2 separate regions of the Mus musculus genome follow, and region 2 is linked to region 1. The links are chromatin loops, found by intact Hi-C in ENCODE. Cell type or tissue: left cerebral cortex. All regions are shown on one strand. Each heading gives the region's core, and the rest is flanking DNA. Links, peaks and the distances in the headings are about the cores only.

Evidence for each region. A loop is a pair of places that touch in the nucleus more often than their neighbours do. Peaks named below come from ENCODE experiments on the same cell type or tissue, not always from the same donor. Only the 100,000 strongest peaks of a DNase experiment are listed, where the experiment ranks them.
Region 2: it touches region 1 in a loop (3-fold over the local background); 4 of 42 quality-filtered maps call a loop at or near these places.

Annotation. Positions count from the first base shown.
Region 1 is chr14:68,692,204-68,700,539 of GRCm38, forward strand. No RefSeq gene overlaps it. Among named protein-coding and RNA genes, the nearest start is that of Adam28, 41 kb to the left of the region's middle. In left cerebral cortex, for the core only: a CTCF peak has its summit at 3,729 (motif pointing right); DNase peaks (open chromatin) are centred at 1,476, 3,750 and 6,272.
Region 2 is chr14:67,989,669-67,998,004 of GRCm38, forward strand. No RefSeq gene overlaps it. Among named protein-coding and RNA genes, the nearest start is that of Gm41189, 42 kb to the right of the region's middle. In left cerebral cortex, for the core only: a CTCF peak has its summit at 3,643 (motif pointing right); DNase peaks (open chromatin) are centred at 3,701 and 4,087; H3K4me3 peaks cover 348 bases; H3K27ac peaks cover 1,207 bases.

The DNA of each region.
Region 1 (8,336 bases), core at 179-8,178:
ACATTAATGCATTCATTTATTCTGATTGCAGCCACCCTACCCCAAGTCCCCTCTCACATGGCTTCTCCCCTCACATGGCCACTCCTCTCACCTCTGAGAAGAGGGAGGTTCCTACTGGTAACTAACTCACCTGGGTGCCTCAAGTCACTGCAGCCCTAGGCACATCCTCTCCCACTGAGGCCAGACAAGGAAGCCCAGTTAGGGGAATAGGATCCACAGAGTCAAGGTAAGTCCTGCTCCAGTTGTTGCGGAACCTACATGAAAACCAAACTGCACATCTGCTACGTATGTGCAGGGAACCTAGATCCAGCCCTTGAATGTTGATTGTTTGGTGGTTCAGTCTTTGGGAACTCCCAAGACTATAGGTTAGTTGACTATAATAGTCTTCTTGTAGAGTTCCTTTCCATTCTGGGTCGATTCTCCCCCCAACTCTTCCACAGACTTCCAAAGCTCCATTTAATATTCACCTGTGGGTCTTGCATCTGTTTCTATAGCTACAGGGTGGAGCCTCTCAAAGGACAGTTATGCTAGACTCCTGTCTGTGAGTCTGGGATGACAGATACAAACATAGCTTGAGGCTCCAAGGTAGTTGAAGGAGGAAGACAGACCTGTAATTCGTCCCTATTAATCCTCTGAGAACAGCTTGGAACATCCCTCCCCCCAGATTGGCAGAGGTTGCTAGCATATTCATTTATGCCCATCTCACACAGGGCACCTGTATATCCAGGCCAGAAGTGATGAATATAGCTGTCAATAGCGTCTTCACATGTTGTGTCATTGTGACAAGGCTTTGACTAACAAAGTCTCAGCATGTCCTTATAAATCCACTACCTGTGCAGTCACAGTCGTAGCTGTTTCTCCCACCCACAGACCTCCATGTGAAACGTGACTGATTGGCATACTCGTCAAAGTTGAGTTCACAGTGGTCTCCAAGGAATCCCAGTACATAGTTAAGAAGGGTCCAAGGGAGAGTGTGAATCTCACTCAGAAGGTGAAATAAAGTTGTCATCTGAAGTGGATGTAGGGAGATAACTGAATGGGAGAGGGGATGTAAAGAGGAATGGATGGGGAAGGGGATAAGATGCAGGTAGGACAGGAGAGTGAACAGAAATGGGGGATGGTGGGTAGGGAGCATTTCTAGGATGCACCAAAGACCTTGGATGGGGGAGGCTCTGGGAGTCTATGAGGGTGACTCTAGGTGAGACTCTTAGCAGTGGCCTAACCACAGGGACACATGTGAGCACCTCCTACTGCCGATTTGTTCCTCAGTTGGGAGCACAGTGCTTTCCCGAAGCAAGTCAGGAACTAACTGAGCGGATGTCAGCGAAAGTCCGGAGCTGACTTGCGTGAACACCTTCATGTCCTCAGCACTTCCTAGTGCTGAGCTGGAAGGAAACAGGGTGGGCAGAGCAGTGTTTCCTGTTCTCAGTCCACTCCCATCCAGAGCCAGAGGCCTGTGAGTGAGCCAGGGCATGGAAGAAAAACTGTAACCATGGCAACCCAAGCTGAGCAAGCCAGTTAAATTGACTAGTCATCTGGGAAAGGGCTTTTTAGCGTTCCCTCGCTAAGTACAATAGAGCTATGGTTCTGTCACATGGATGAATTTGCTTCCATTTGCTTCTTATATGCCTAGATGGGCTTTGTCCCTGAAGATGGCACATGGATGGGAACAGGGGAATGGACTTCTTTTAAAGTTGCCTTTACATCTTACTCTTGAAAGGTTGGATTTCACTTCTTGGGTGGTTGGTACCTGGTAACTGACACTATCTATCCAGGGTAATGCTGAGCTGACTGAGAGTGCCCAGTGCCTTAGTCATGTGTACCTGGAAGGGAGAGAGTACTCACAAAATAAACTCACCCACATTTGAATATATTATATAAGCTCTTCCAACTCTATAGCTATGGTTAAAACAGAACTATCTTCCAAATACTATATGCTCATAGATTAAAACTTAAATGATAACAAATATAATCTCCCATTTTTTTCCCCTGTTAAAAATGAGTGGCCATGTTTTTTTCTTGGATCATCATCTAAGGGATGAGATGAATGAGTTTGAGCACAAGCTAGTCCGTGTCTGCATACTCTTTCTTTGACTCACCAGGAGAGTTCATAGTTCCAACGCCTCTGCACACATAACCCCACACCGCCAGGCCCTTCCCTGTTCTGCCTTTATTAAATGGCTTTACCAACCTTTGGGCCTTACTGTCCAGTCAAAGCCTTCAAGGGTCTTGCCACATTGTCCTTTCTCTGTCTCAGGTAAAGTCTGCCATTCTCTGCCCTCTGCACAACTGTAGAATCCCAAACAGCTGGATCTCAGCACTTGGGTGTCCTTCAGGATCATCTAGTGTGCTGTGTTAGTATGTTGTGTATGTTGGGATGGACTTCATGGCTTTGTTTCAACTCCTTGGTTTGCTCTGCCGACATCTGGCATCACACTGATTGTTGGCACAGGTGTCTATACACTCACACAGTATCAAAAGAGTGAGCAAGGAGGGGGGCTTTGAGAGTTTGTTCTTGTGCTTCATTGTCTGTGAAATCAATTTACTAAAGAATAATAGAAAAAAAAATCAGATTGAAGTAATGGTGGGCAAATTTATATGAAGCATTTTAATTGAGTCTTAAGTAAAAACAGAATAAAACAAAACAAATAAAAACCAGTGATAACCAGGCCAGTTCCTGCTTTCCATGATGCTTTAGTGATCTCCAAAGAGGTATCAGGACCTTTGGGAGAAACCAGTACAAACCAACAGTCAGCTTCTGGAGACCCAAGCCACTATGGTTCCATTGTCCTTTGCCAGAGAGAGACAGAGAGAGGGAGAGGGAGAGACAGAGAGGGAGACAGAGACAGAGGAACAGACAGAGAAAGCCTGGTGGATCAATGAATAGCTTTAACAGCCATTCATTTCAATGTTTTCCTTTTAAGAATTAATGATCTTTGGGTCAGTAAGAACCAATAGCTTCTTTTGTTAAGAGCTTAGGCCTCATCCAACTGGATCCTGGTAGATTAGAGATAAGATAAAACTCCAGAAATCATTCCTCTGATAAGCAGCCATAACCCCTAAAATTGTCCATAACATAGACTCTTATGTAAGGATGGAAACATGTGCGCTAAGGATATGAATGCTTGGATTACCAAGAAAATAAAAGGGAAGAAAAAAACCTATGCCTTCACTGCTCAGAGGCTGGCGATCTGTTTAAATTTGAAAATTCATCAGCATTCTCACAGAATAAATATCTTATTGAAAACTATTATTCTAAAGGACTGAAGATATAGCTCGGGTTAAAAGTGCTTGTAGCTTTTGTGGAGAACCAAGTTTTGAGAACTCATGTCCAGGGTTCACAACTGGCTGTATCTCCCCCTCCCGGGATTGACGTCTTCTGACCTTATCTGGCATCTACACTCATGTGCACATACCCCAGACCCGGACTCAGACACATACACATAAGTAAAATTAAAAACTAGTCCTTAAAAAATAGAAATATTAATCAAGGGCTAAGGACCGTCACCTTTGAAGCACTGGGTTCAATCACCATTGAGATTAAACTGGTGTGACGGCGTGCTCCTGGGTTCCTCCAGTGCCCTGGAGGTGGAGGTGGGAGGAGATAGAAGCCTGAGATCTAAAAGTGATTTAGAAAACTTTTGTGTATCGTTCCCTCTTCAAAACTAGCATGTTTTAGAATAATTTGTCAGGCTCCTGCACTCTGTTGATTACAGAGAGGAAACCACTAGGGGGCAGTAAAGGTACTGCTCTCAATCCGTACCAACAAGGAAGATGCTGTGGTTGCCCTTGTCATTTTAGAGGAAGTGGGTGGGAAGCCCAAGGTCTGGGAAAATGACCATAATAACAGTACCTAGTGTTTACATAGCACCTTTCTTCAATTAGCTCAGCGTGTTTGGATTTGATTATTCAGCTGGGAGCTTCCAGTTGTGGGAAATGAAGCACAAGGCAAACACGTGGCCTAGGTGGGACAGAGTGGAAGACTAACTCTTACTCATTCCAAATGCCCATTCATTATTCTTACTCAGAAACGCTGATGCGCGATCCTTCCTGGTCATTTCCTTAGAGACAATAAGCTGAGAGGTCAAGAGTCCTGAACTGAAATGAGTTAAGTTGAAAGATTCAACCAATGGGGGGAAGGAATCCCATGACTCAGAGCCAAGAGAAAACTAAAATAGAACTGTATAAATTGTGTGTCTGCCTATAAGTTGTCATGCTGAACATATCACTTTCCAATGAAGAACATTTTTAAAAATATAATAATGCTTGTAATTTTTGAACTAATTTTTATTTTTTAAGGAATTCCCTTCTAAACTGAGCCCCATCCACCCAAAATAAAATTAACAAAAATTGAACTTGCATTTTGAAAGCTAAATAAATCTTTATCACACAAGGAAAATGCTATGTGCCAGAATAGTTTAGTAGAGAAACATTGTGACAGGCAACCCCAAATCGATGAATGAACAGATAGATCAGTGCCTGAGTCACAGGGGGCATTGTGCCTAGTGAGTGCATCCAGTGTGAGCCTTTGCAAGGAGTGATGTGTGATACATGATTAAGATGCCTCCCCACTTAGGGGATCATTTTCTGTGCTAGCCGTGTGCTCCTATAATATGAAACAGCTACCAACAGTTAGGAAGCAAGGATCGGTTTTGGCTCACAGGTGCGGGGCAGCAGGCAGAGGCAGGTGGATGACCACAATCGGGAAGCAGAAAAGTTTAAGTTAGTACTCAGCTCACTTTCTCTTCTTACTCAATCTGGGTCCCCAGCTAGTGGACAGAGGATGCCCACATTTAAAGAGGGTCGTCCCACCTCAACCTAATCTAGAAACCCCTGTCAGAGGCAATGGCTGAAATGTCTTTGGGCCCCAACAGGCCCCAACTTGGGATTCAGGTTGGCCTTGAACTCACAAGAAACCTATCTGTTCCTGCCGTTGTCTCCCAAGTATTGAGATCAAAAGCCTAGAATTATTCATTTATCTATGTATCCTTGAAAATACTTATATCAATTCCCATTTCTTTGGAATTTCTTTGGAGTAGCCTGAGGAAATTAAGGTCCAGTGACAGGCCCAAAGTGGGATCCAGCTCAAGGGGAGGTCCCAAGGCCTGACACTGTTACTGAGGCTATGGAGTGCTCACAAAAAGGGACCTAGCATGTCTGCCCTCTGAAAGACCCAACAAGCAGCTGAAAGAGTCAGATGCAGTTATTTGCACCCAACCAATGGACAGAAGCAGCTGACCCCTGTGGTTGAATTAGGGAAGGCTGAAAGAAGCTGAGGAGAAGGGAGATTCTGTAGGAGGACCAGCAGTCTCAATTAATCTGGACCCCTGAGATCTTTCAAACACTGGACCACCAGACAGCATACACCAGCTGAAATGAGGCCCCAAACACACATACAGTAGAGGACTTCCAGGTCTATGTTCATTCAGAGATGAAGCACCTTGTGAGGAGCGGGTGTGGCAGCAGTCCCAAAGGCGCCAGGGACTGCAGCTAAGTCGTATGACTTGCACCTAACTTCCTCATATAAGCCACAAACATCTTGAGAGCTGCGCAGGTGTACCAGGATACTGGTGAATCCATTTTGATGGAGATATGCCCCTGCTGCTCTGATTAGCTGAAGCTGCATGCCTGGTGAGGTGGCGTGGCCTGCTGTGCGTGGATGGGAACTGAGAGTATAAAAGAGTGAGAGGCCCAGGGTTCGGGGGAGATATAAACAAGGGAGATATAAACAAGGGAGATATAGAGAAAGAAGAAACAGGACTGAATAAACGTGTGCAGAAGGATCCTGTTGCAGCGTCGTTCTTCCTGGCCAGTTGAGTGCGCGCAAGAGCACCTAACCCTCAAAAGACTGGAGGCCCCAGGGAGTTTAGGGGTCAGGTGAGGTGGAGGGTGGGGGCATCCACATGGAGATGGGGTGGAGTGGGGAGGAGGTATGGGATGTGGAGCAGTCGGAGGGCAGGTGGGGAGGGGCGGGGAATGGAATATGGATTGTAAAAAATGAATTACAAATATAATTAAATTAAAAAATAAAACACCTCTATTAATTCCCATTTCTTTTTCCCTTCTTTGGAAATCAATATCTCTGTGGATAAATATACCTATACCCCCTTTCTCTTTATATATAATTGAGAATACTTTTCTATATTCAACTTCATTCAAATTCCTTTTCATTTATGGTACAAGCGTATTCCCAAGTCATCATGTATCTGCTGAGTCTTATGGCTTGGACCATGTGCTGTGCGCCAGGCTGGGCAATTACCAGTTCTCACCTGACAGATGGCATTATGTTATAGAGACTCGTGGTTCACACTCTACAGCACACTCCCTCACAATCAACTCAGAGTCAGAAGACAGAAGTGCCACTGTGTGGACATCTCATTACCACCCAAACATGACTTCAATCAACAGTTCACAATCCCTAGATTCTAGACTCTTTCCTGTCGACAATATTAGCCATCACACCTGTTAATAAAGTCTGCAGTCTCCTCCTCTTCCTCCTCCTCTTCTTCCTCCTCTTCCTCCCCCTCTTCTTTTTCTTTGTGCTATGTTTCTTCCACTTTACAACTGGGATGTTGGAAAGTGGCTTCCTCTTTATACACTTAACCCTAAGTGTACTGGCTAGTTTTGTGTCAACTTGACACAGGCTGGAGTTATCACAGAGAAAGGAGCTTCAGTTAGGGAAGTGCATCCATGAGATTCAGCTGTAAGGCATTTTCTCAATTAGTGATCAAGGGGGAAAGGCCCCTTGTGAGTGGGACCATCTCTGGGCTGGTAGTCTTGGATTCTATAAGAGAGCAGGCTGAGCAAGCCAGGGGAAGCAAGCCAGTAAAGAACATCCCTCCATGGCCTCTGCATCAGCTCCTGCTTCCTGAACTGCTTGAGTTTCAGTCCTGACTCCCTTGGTGATGAACAGCAATGTGGAAGTATAAGCTGAATAAACCCTTTCCTCCCTAACTTGCTTCTTGGTCGTGATGTTTGTACAGGAATAGAAACCCGGACTAAGACACTAATAGACTCACCATCTGATTTCACCAAATTCCTGCTCTTCTTTAAGTTTAGAAGGTAACTTTAATATAGTTTCTAAAGAGTTCACAGGCTCTTCATATTCTAAAGAGGGATTGTCCAAAAGTGGTAGACCATCTGAGTCCTAGGTGAACTGAGATTTGCTTTGTAAAAATGCATAAGTAAGAGACTCCATGTCCTAAAACAGGAACTGTGTGCTGTTCTTTATGAGCTAACTTCTCTCCTCCCCCATGTTCACTGAATTTCAGAAATACCAATGTTTGATTGGATTTTATTTTATTTATCTGGGTACTTACCTTAGACATCTGGTCTGATTTCCTAGAAAAGATAAAGACTGACTCCAACTTAAACTGGTAGTAACAACAATTGCTTCCTCCTTCCCTCCCTCTCTCCCTCCCTCCTTCCCTCCCTCAGTCCCTCCCTCCCTCCCCACACATTTTGTGTCTCTCCTTTCTCCTCACAGATGTATATGAAAAGTTTAACTTGGAGGAACAGCACTGCTATGAATGGGAGACCCTGGAAACTGAAGACAGAAGTGTTGCTGTCTAGGTATCTCATTACCATCCAAACATGACTTAAGTCAATAACTCACAAGTATTAATGCTGGACAACCAATCGGCAGCAAGCTAAAGTTGTTCATACACAATCAATAACAGGTACAAAACTTTTCATAATGGTCAACATACAGAGGTTTGCTATGAGTTTAAGGCTATTCTGGTCTACTTAGCAAGTTCCAGGGCAGCCAAGCAGTGAAAATCTTATCTCAAAAAAAAAGCATTTTCAAAAACGAAGTCTGTATAGAATATAAATAAGATGAATAAAGGTTATTTAAAGAGACTTGTAGGCGGGACATGTGGCCCAGTGGTCAGGTTAAAGCTACTGCTGCTTTTGCAGAAGACTCCAGTTTGGTTCCCAGGAACAAGGTCCAGTGGGAGAGGATGCCCAACAACCTGGTAACTCCAGTTCCAGAGCCTCTTCTGCCCTCCTCTGGCCTCTATGGGCAACTGCACTCATATGCACATACACCAACACAGACACACATTCAAATACACAATTCAAAATGCTTGAAAAGGGAGAGTCTTAGATGAGAGATTTGGATCTGTTACTGATTGTGTATGAACAGCTTTATCTTGCTGCCGATTGGTTGTCCAGCACTAACACCTGGGAGCTGTTGATTTCACTCATGTTTGGATGGTAAGGAGATGCCCACACAGCAACACTTCTGTCTTCAGTTGTCAGGGTCTCCCATTCATAGCAGTCCTGTTCTTCCAAGTTAAACTTTTCATATATGAGATTACAGGCACAGACCATCA
Region 2 (8,336 bases), core at 37-8,036, 700 kb before region 1:
GAAAAATTTCACCATGTTACCAAGGCAACCAGTCACACCCCTCAATGGCTGGAGTATGTTGAATGTTCACGTGCATGGTTCAGTGGTGGATGGGATTTCATCTTCCCCACTGGTAAAGGATGAATGATGAGCCTTGAGAAACCGAGGTATTTTGTTACATGTGGTTTTCTCTATCAGCATGAAACTCATTAAAGAGAAGCACACGGTTAATGGACCCCAGGCTGTGCTAAGCCCTCTCCTTGAGAAAGAGCTCCAGAGGGATTCTCGCAAAGGCGCGTTTCAGGCACATTTTTTTTTTTAAAAGGTAATTTGAAACATGGTTTTATAATTTGTAAAATAATGAGATCATGATTATGTTCCAAACCAATGATTCTTAAGAGTGATTTCAATGGATTGGCTTACTGCTATTTTATAGAACTGAGACCATCATCTTTAGGTGGAGTGATGGGTGCCACTAGACTGCCAGAAAGGGAGAAAGACAGAGACGGAGACAGAGAGATATTAGGGGTTAGGCAATAACCGTAAGCATCCCTTCATCTTAGCCTGATTTCGAGGTGACAGGTCCAGCTACCCTGAGGTATGTGCCGGCCCCACCCGCCATGTTGTCTTGGAGTCTGTTCCCATTCTCTTTGGTTACCTGTGCTCAAAGTCTCTGCCTCTTTCCTTTCCCCAAGCCTGGGAGTGAGGGCGGGGCAATGCTCTGCTGTCTCCACTGCAGAATTGGCAAGCACTTCTGTCAGCAGGAGAGTGCCAGTCCTTAGCTGTAGAAACCTTCAGATAACCTGACTCACGTCCTACAGGGTGTCATCCTGTCCTGGGGCAAATCGATTTCAATTGTCATTGACTTGAACTGTATTGTAAGATGACCTTGAAATAGCCACAGAAGCCAGTCTTTCCTGCCACCTGCCTGAAGACAACAAACCAAAGGGCAGAGTACTTTAGGGCAGGGTGGGGATGGGGTGGGGGGTGGGGATATGGTTGGGAGGAAGTGGGAGGGAGCATGCTCCAAGTTTAACCTTTTCTAGCTCAGGTCTCCCATCTTGCTCCTGGGTTGAGAGTCCATTGTTTCCAGGGTAGAGTATACTGTTTGTGAATATGGTATCTGAGTGGGGACAGCTGAGTGGCTCAGCTGCCCACCGACCACACTTACCTTTTGTTAAGTCTCAGTGTATTCAAAACATTGTACTCCTACTCGCTGTGACCATCCTGGGTTGTCAGAGTCTCCAAGGACTAGTAAAACCAAAGTCCCCGCCCACATATTTAATGAGTTCATTATCCCCCAAATGAGCTTTAGAGTCACCTCAAACCAGGAGCTTAGCAAGCCATTAACTGACATACTGGAATTGCCACCCTTTCCTGGTAAAACCAAGTGTAAGTGGTTGGTGAAGGGTGAAGGTCGTGGGGTGAAGGGTGAAGAGTTGAGTTATCTGTTTTTTTTTTTAAAGGTTTATTTATTTTATTATACATAAGTACACTGGTCTTCAGCCACACCAGAAGAGGGCGTCAGATCTCATTACAGATGGTTGTGAGCCACCATGTGGTTGCTGGGATTTGAACTCAGGACCTCTGGAAGAGCAGGCAGTACTCTTAACCATCTCTCCAGCCCTGGATTGTCTTTTTAGGTAAGAGGTTTATTGAAAGAGTCCGTAACAACAAAGATGGACAGACAGCAGCAGTGTTTGAACGTCTGAGGAGGTTCAGGTACACATGGCAGAGTGGGATTTCCTTCTTTGGGGTATCAGAAGAAGTGGGGGAGGCTCTATGCCCTCTGAGACTGACAGGTTCTATAGCATATGTTTGCAGTCCCAGTGCCTCAGGCTCATCCACTCATTTCTGGATGGCCAGAGGAAAGAGAGGGAATCCATTAGTCTGGAGCCAGTATGTAAAATCGTTTTTGGGGGTGAGGAGAGCAAGAATCTGGAAAGACAAGCTCATGGAGGAAGGTTACTAGATGGAGTGACCCTGGCTGACCACTGGCATGGGAAAGTATTGTTATGTGCACCTGGGGGGGGGGGGGATGAGTTGCATATTGTTTTATTAATTTCAATTTTTTTTATTTTTAATCTTTTGTGTGTAAGGGTGTTTTGCTTCCATGTATGCCTGTTCACCATTTGTGCCCACAGAAGCCCAAAGAGGATGCTAGATCTCCCGTAACTGGAGTTCCAGGTAGTTGTGAGCTGTCCTGCGGAAGCTGGGAGTGGAACCCCGGTCCTCAAGAAGAGTAGCCAGTGCTCTCAATGGCTTAGCCATCTCTCCAACTCATGGTGCATATAGATGCTAGGGAACTTCTTACGTTGCATAAGTATTATCACCTGAGGCTGTCAATCACCACATAGCTGTTTCTATTCCATCCACACTCTCACCCTAGCTGCACTCACCATCTCCCTCGCTCTGTTAACTCCAGACCTCCTTAGCTCTTTGAGAACCTGCCTTTGCATTGTAAGGCAAAGGCAACACAGTCTCTTATCAGAGAACGGGGTGGGGGGGGGTTACAGAGGGCGAATGTTTAGCTGAAATGATCCTCAGAGAGTCAAGAACACAGAAGACTCAGGTGTCAGTCCCTCCCGTCCCTCTCAGACTTCATCCACACCAGAAATCTAAAGTAAGGCACGTGGGTGGAGGGGACCAGAAGTCACGTGACCAGATCATTGGTTCCTGAGACACAAGACAGAATCCAGTCTCATCTTCTAAGGTGACAGTTAGCTACCTGGAGGAGCCTTACTGTAGGTGCTTATTATGTGCATAGCAGTTAACTGACTTTCTATCCATGTGGAGTTTGTCATATATATCTTAATAACCATTGTCGATCCTGGAAAATTATGTATCATCAGGTGTGTGATGGTCTCAGTTACCTCGAAGTCACAATAGACAGCTGTTTCAGCAAGCTGTAAAACCTGTGTGTCTAGGATGTCACTTAGCTGGTGTCTTTTCTTCTTTATTTTGAACATTCATCTCAAGGTGTAATGTAAGGGAAAAGCCTGCCTAAATCCACCAACATTTTTTTTCTGTCAGTCTAGTTTAGGAGGACCTAAGATGTTGTCTAAGTGAAGAGACACCATGATCACAGCTCTTATGAAGGAAAACATTTAACTGGGGCTGGCTTACAGTTTCAGAGGTTTAGTCCATTTTAGTCATGGTAGATATTGGTATTGAAGGAACCAAGAGTCCTATATCTTGATCCACAGACAGCAATAGGAGATTGCCACACTAGGCATAGCTTGAGCATAGGAGAACTCAAAGCTCGCCCTTCTAGTGACACACTTCCTCTAACAAGGCCACACCTACTCTAACAAGTCCATACCTATATCTCCTAATAGTTCCACTTCCTATGGGACAATCATTCAAACACATGAGTCTATGGTGGCCGTCCCTATTCAAACTACTGCAGATGTCATCTCTGTCTCTATATAACGTGTACAACCTTTAAGGGTTGTACTTCTCAATAAAACCCCAATAAAAACTTCCTGATGACAGAGTCAAAAGTGTTTCCACATCAAACTTGGAAAAGCACCCTAAATATACCTTACCCCACCGGAGCAGGTACCTCTGCGGAGGTAGGTATTACATACATTTTTGAATATGAAGACTTTCTTCCTGAATATGCAGACTTAGAGAGACCTCAGCATCTTGCAGTGGCGCCATTTGACCACAAGGTGGCAGAACCCTCCAAACATATGAACTGGAAAGCTATTTAGGCCATTTGCTCTAATCCCACGCATTACCCACGGACATGGGTAATTTTTCGGCTCTCATTCTGTGGGCACTGTCATTGGCTATAGTAAGAATTAGCCTACGATCAAATGCTCAAATAAAGCCAAACTCTGAGATTCTCACCCTTTTATTTTCTGCCTGATGCTTCGCTTCCTTCTTAACAGGACAAGGGGGAGGGAGACACAAGCCCGAGCATCCCAGAAGGGGCTAGAACATTCGGCTCTGCCGTGATGAGTTAGTTTGACAAGCTAAATGATGATCCAACAGGAATGGGGGCATATTAATATCGTTGTTTCCATTTTGGGCCTTTTCTTGCAGGTTGTAAGATACAGTACTCTGCAGCAGCGCCTACACGGGGCTATCACAGAGCCCTGCTATTTTAATCGGCCTAATTGGGTTTCTCATCTCTGTTAGGAGAGCTGGAAGGTGTGGGAAGATGAAAGAGGCGTGGAAAGACACTTAATTGGCTCTGTGTTCCATATATCTTTATGTAACCGCGAGGAGATCTTATATAAAGAACGCGTAGAGGGAGAAGAGGGAAGTGGGGGTACAGCTGATGGACGGACACTCTCTAGGCACCCAGCTTGCATGAACATTTCAGCCAGCAGTGACAGAGCAGAGAAACCTGCCTCAGAAGGCGCTTGTCTCCTATCTCTCAGATGATTCGCGTTGCTTCTACTTGTAGAGATTTTGCCACACAAGGTTAAGTAAATCTTGGCAAGACATCACGATCATAGCAGAAAACATTCCCAGTTAGTGTGAAAATAAGAAAGCAAAGCCATATGGATTCAGGACGTGTGTGTGTGTGTGTGTGTGTGTGTGTGTGTGTTTATAGGACAGAGGTTGACATTACGCATCTTCCTTTGTTCTCTCCTACTTTGCTTTTTAAAGACAGGCTTTCTCAAAGAGACCCTGAAGCTCCCAGATTGGGCTTGATTGGCTAGCCAGCAAGCCCAAGGACTCTCATGTCTTCTGTGTGTCTCTAGTGCTAGGATTACAGGTGTCTGCTAGCATTCCTAGCTTTTAAATGTGGGTTCTAGGCATTCAAATTCAGGTCCTGTGATATATGATCCCGGGATAAGCAGCACTTCACCAATAGAGATATCCCCCAGGCTCAAGGGCTTTCTTGAATATTCTGCAGATATGCTACGCTGTGTCTGAAAGCTCTTTGACCCAAGCTTTAGGAATTACTTGTTTCCCATTAACCACTTTGCCTCTGATGAATTATTGAAACAGTGCCTCGTTTAAAGAAAGCAGAATTTGCGTCTTTTCTCCCCCAGGTATTAATCTAAGGCCACCAGGAGCTCTTGGCCTAATCAAAGCTCACCAAGGTCCTGCTGCTTGCAGGCTGGGGGCGGCTTGAGAGCCCTGGGTTCAGGGGAGGTGCTGGGACAGCCTTGGCTCAGCCAGGTGCTGCACTGCAGAGCTCGCTGCAGTCAAGCCTGCAGCAGGCCAGCCAGTTCAGCCCTGTTAAAGTCACAGCGCTGACTTATCTGTTTTACTGGCCACACCCAGGATGCTACTAATGGTTGAAGAGCCAGCTTCCTTTGGGGCTCCACTAGTCAGTCCAAGCTCCAGGGCTGTAGTCTGAGGAGGGGGAGGGAGAGATTTTTAGATTATATTTCTTAACAGCATTGTTACACTATCCTGGCTGCTGAAAACTCAGCCTTATTTCCAGGGTAAAATTCTTCTTATATTCTCACCTATGTAGCCAAGCCCATTTTAACTTGTGTGGGGACCCCTAGAAAGAGTTATTCTTCCTGAGTTAGTGACCACAGGGCCCAGAAAAGGGAGCAGGGTCTCGCCATTCATTGCCAAGTTGCTTGGCAGGAAGTTCCTTTTATAATTCCCACATTCATCTCACCTGTACCTAAGCTAGACCATTGGACAGACCTGGTCACAGAGAAGAAACACAGGGACCAACAGAACTCTTTTTTCTCCATGTGGTATTTAAAGGATGCAGAGGTCCAGTGTTTTCTTCCTCAGTAGGGGGATAGATCACTGGTAGCATATTTATATAAGACAATAGAACACAATCATCAAAAAGGCTCTCTGTTTTACTTTTTTATTGAGAATCTCATATTCATATACAAGGAAACATGATCATACACACCCCTCTACGTCTCCCCTTCAACTCTCTATATCCCCCCACCCCCAACACTGCCTCTCCCATCTTCCCGTCTTCTTTTCTCTTGGTGTGTCATAACCCACTAATTCTGATTGGTGTTGTGCATATGTGCCTGGGAACCCACAGTGGCCACACCCTCAGGGAAGAATGATATCCCCCTCCCTCAGCACCTACCAACTGTCACTAGCTCTGCAGCAAGGGGTGGGGCGTAGATAGTCCCGAGCCCTGAATCTGCTCCTTTCCCAGTACACAGCCGTAATGAACTGTCATCTTTTTTTGTTTGTTTGCTTTGTTTTCTGAGACAGGGCTTCTTTGTGTAGCTTTGGCTTGTCCTGGAACTCACTCTGTAGATCAGGCTGTCCTTGAACTCATAGAGATCTGCCTGCCTCTGCCTCCCGAGTGCTGGGATTAAAGGGGTGTGCCACCACTACCTGGATGAACTTTCATCTTTTCACTCAAGAGTCTTCTCTTGGCATATTCACTTTTTTTCTTGTGTGTTGAGGAAACTATTAGGTAAGATAGAGTTAATTTTATCATAAGCACTGAGGTACTGTGACAGTTGGATAACTCGTGTGTACTAGCCCATCAGGAGGGTAGAATATACAGTGCATATACCCTGGAACAGGATGATGATTTATGTCCTGGGCAGGTTAGGGCAGTATGTCTTGAGATTCCCCTGCGATATTCAGAATGTTGTGCAATTGAAAACTTAAGGAGTAGGTTACTTCTGGAATTTTCCATTTGATATATTCAGACTGCCATGATCACAGACTGAAACACAGAAAGCAAAAATACATATAGAAGCCTGGATTTTAGGCCCTCCGGTTTATTTATTAATTTACAGCCTGCCCTTAAGGCAATCAAACAGATTCTTTCATAGACACAGAACACACAGGAAAGGCAGGTGTTGAATAATGCAGGCAGAGGAAAGGGCACAGGCAAAGTGGAACAGGTGAAAAAGGCCTGGCATAAAACATTCTTGCCAAGAGAGGAAGGGAGGAATGCTTCCAGGACCAGGGTTTATGGATAGCTTTAAAGGTGTGGCAGGGAGCAGGAAAGACTGCAGGGCTACCTGCTACAGCCTTCTGCGGAGCAGTGTGTTTAACTTCTTGTAGCAGGCTTAAGAGGGTGCAGCTCATAGTAACCCAGACTTTAGGCCCTCTCTCTGGTTAAGGCTATGTGCTGATGGAAAATCCAAATATAGCTAGGAACATCAACAGCCCTTTGGTGATCTACCCTTGTCCACAGCCCTATGGGCAGGCCCGGCAGAGATGTGAGGTGCCAGCCTTGTAGATCTACAGTAGCAGTCAGCACTTGTGTCCCACAGTCTGGGTGTGAGGGCCTGTGTAGAGGATGGCTTTGCCTCATCACAGTAACTGATCAGCTCTTCAGGAGGAACTAGTATCAACTCCATTTTGCAGGTGAGGTAAATATGATCGGAAAGTCAAAGCAGTTGTTCAAGGTCATTGAGCTAATATGTACTATACTTGGATGTGAACCCAGCAGTCTGGCAACAGACCAGAGTCTACCGAAATGAGAGCCAGTCTGACTCCACACACAGAAGCAGACTTTGAGGTAGAAGAAAGCGAAGGCCGGGAGAAATGACGGTACCGTGAGAGGCCAAGAAGGGGATTTAAAAAAAATATAGAAAGATAAAGTCAGCACTTTGCCTGTTTCCAGGAATGTGAGCCTTTATGTCAGGCAAGTTCAAAGTCCCAAGGGAGGGCTCAAAGTACATACATACCTTATATATTCAGATGTCAGCATGCAGGGCTGGGTTATCTACCATGACTTTATCCATTTTTTTTTTATATTTCAATTTTATCTCCATTCATTTGTGCACTTGCTCATTCTTGTGCATGCATTGGTTCACACAAACTCTCAGCGCTTACTCCATGCCAAGTCCTCTGCTGACTCGGACATTGCAGACATTGCCAATGGAAGCATAGTTCGCTTTCTTTTTCTTTTTTATTGGATACTTTCTTTATTTACATTTCAAATGTTATTCCCTTTCCCAGTTTGCTACCCACTGGGAAACACCCTATTACATCCTCCCTCACCCTGTTTCTATGAGGGTGTCCTCCACCCACTCACCCACCCACTCCTGCCTTCCCGCCCTCGATTCCCCTACACTGGGGCGTCTATTGAGCCTTCATAGGACCTCTCCTTCCATTGATGCATAACGATGCCATCCTTTGCTACATATGCAGCTGAAGCCATGTGCTTAGCCCCTGGGAGTTCTGGGGGGGAGAGGGCTGGTTGATATTGTTGTTCCTATTTGGTTGCAAGCATAGTTTTTAATGCCTTGGTTTTCCTCTGTAAATAAATACTTCAACCACTCCTCTTCACTTGATGAGCCTTAATAGTGTCATCCTGCCTCTACCCTGACCCTGAAAACAAGCATAATTAATAAGGGGGATATGTTCTGATGAAAAGCCCACTTCCCATCTTGTCTATGCTTAAACCAGCATGGCTTTTGCCTTCAGATAGATTGCAA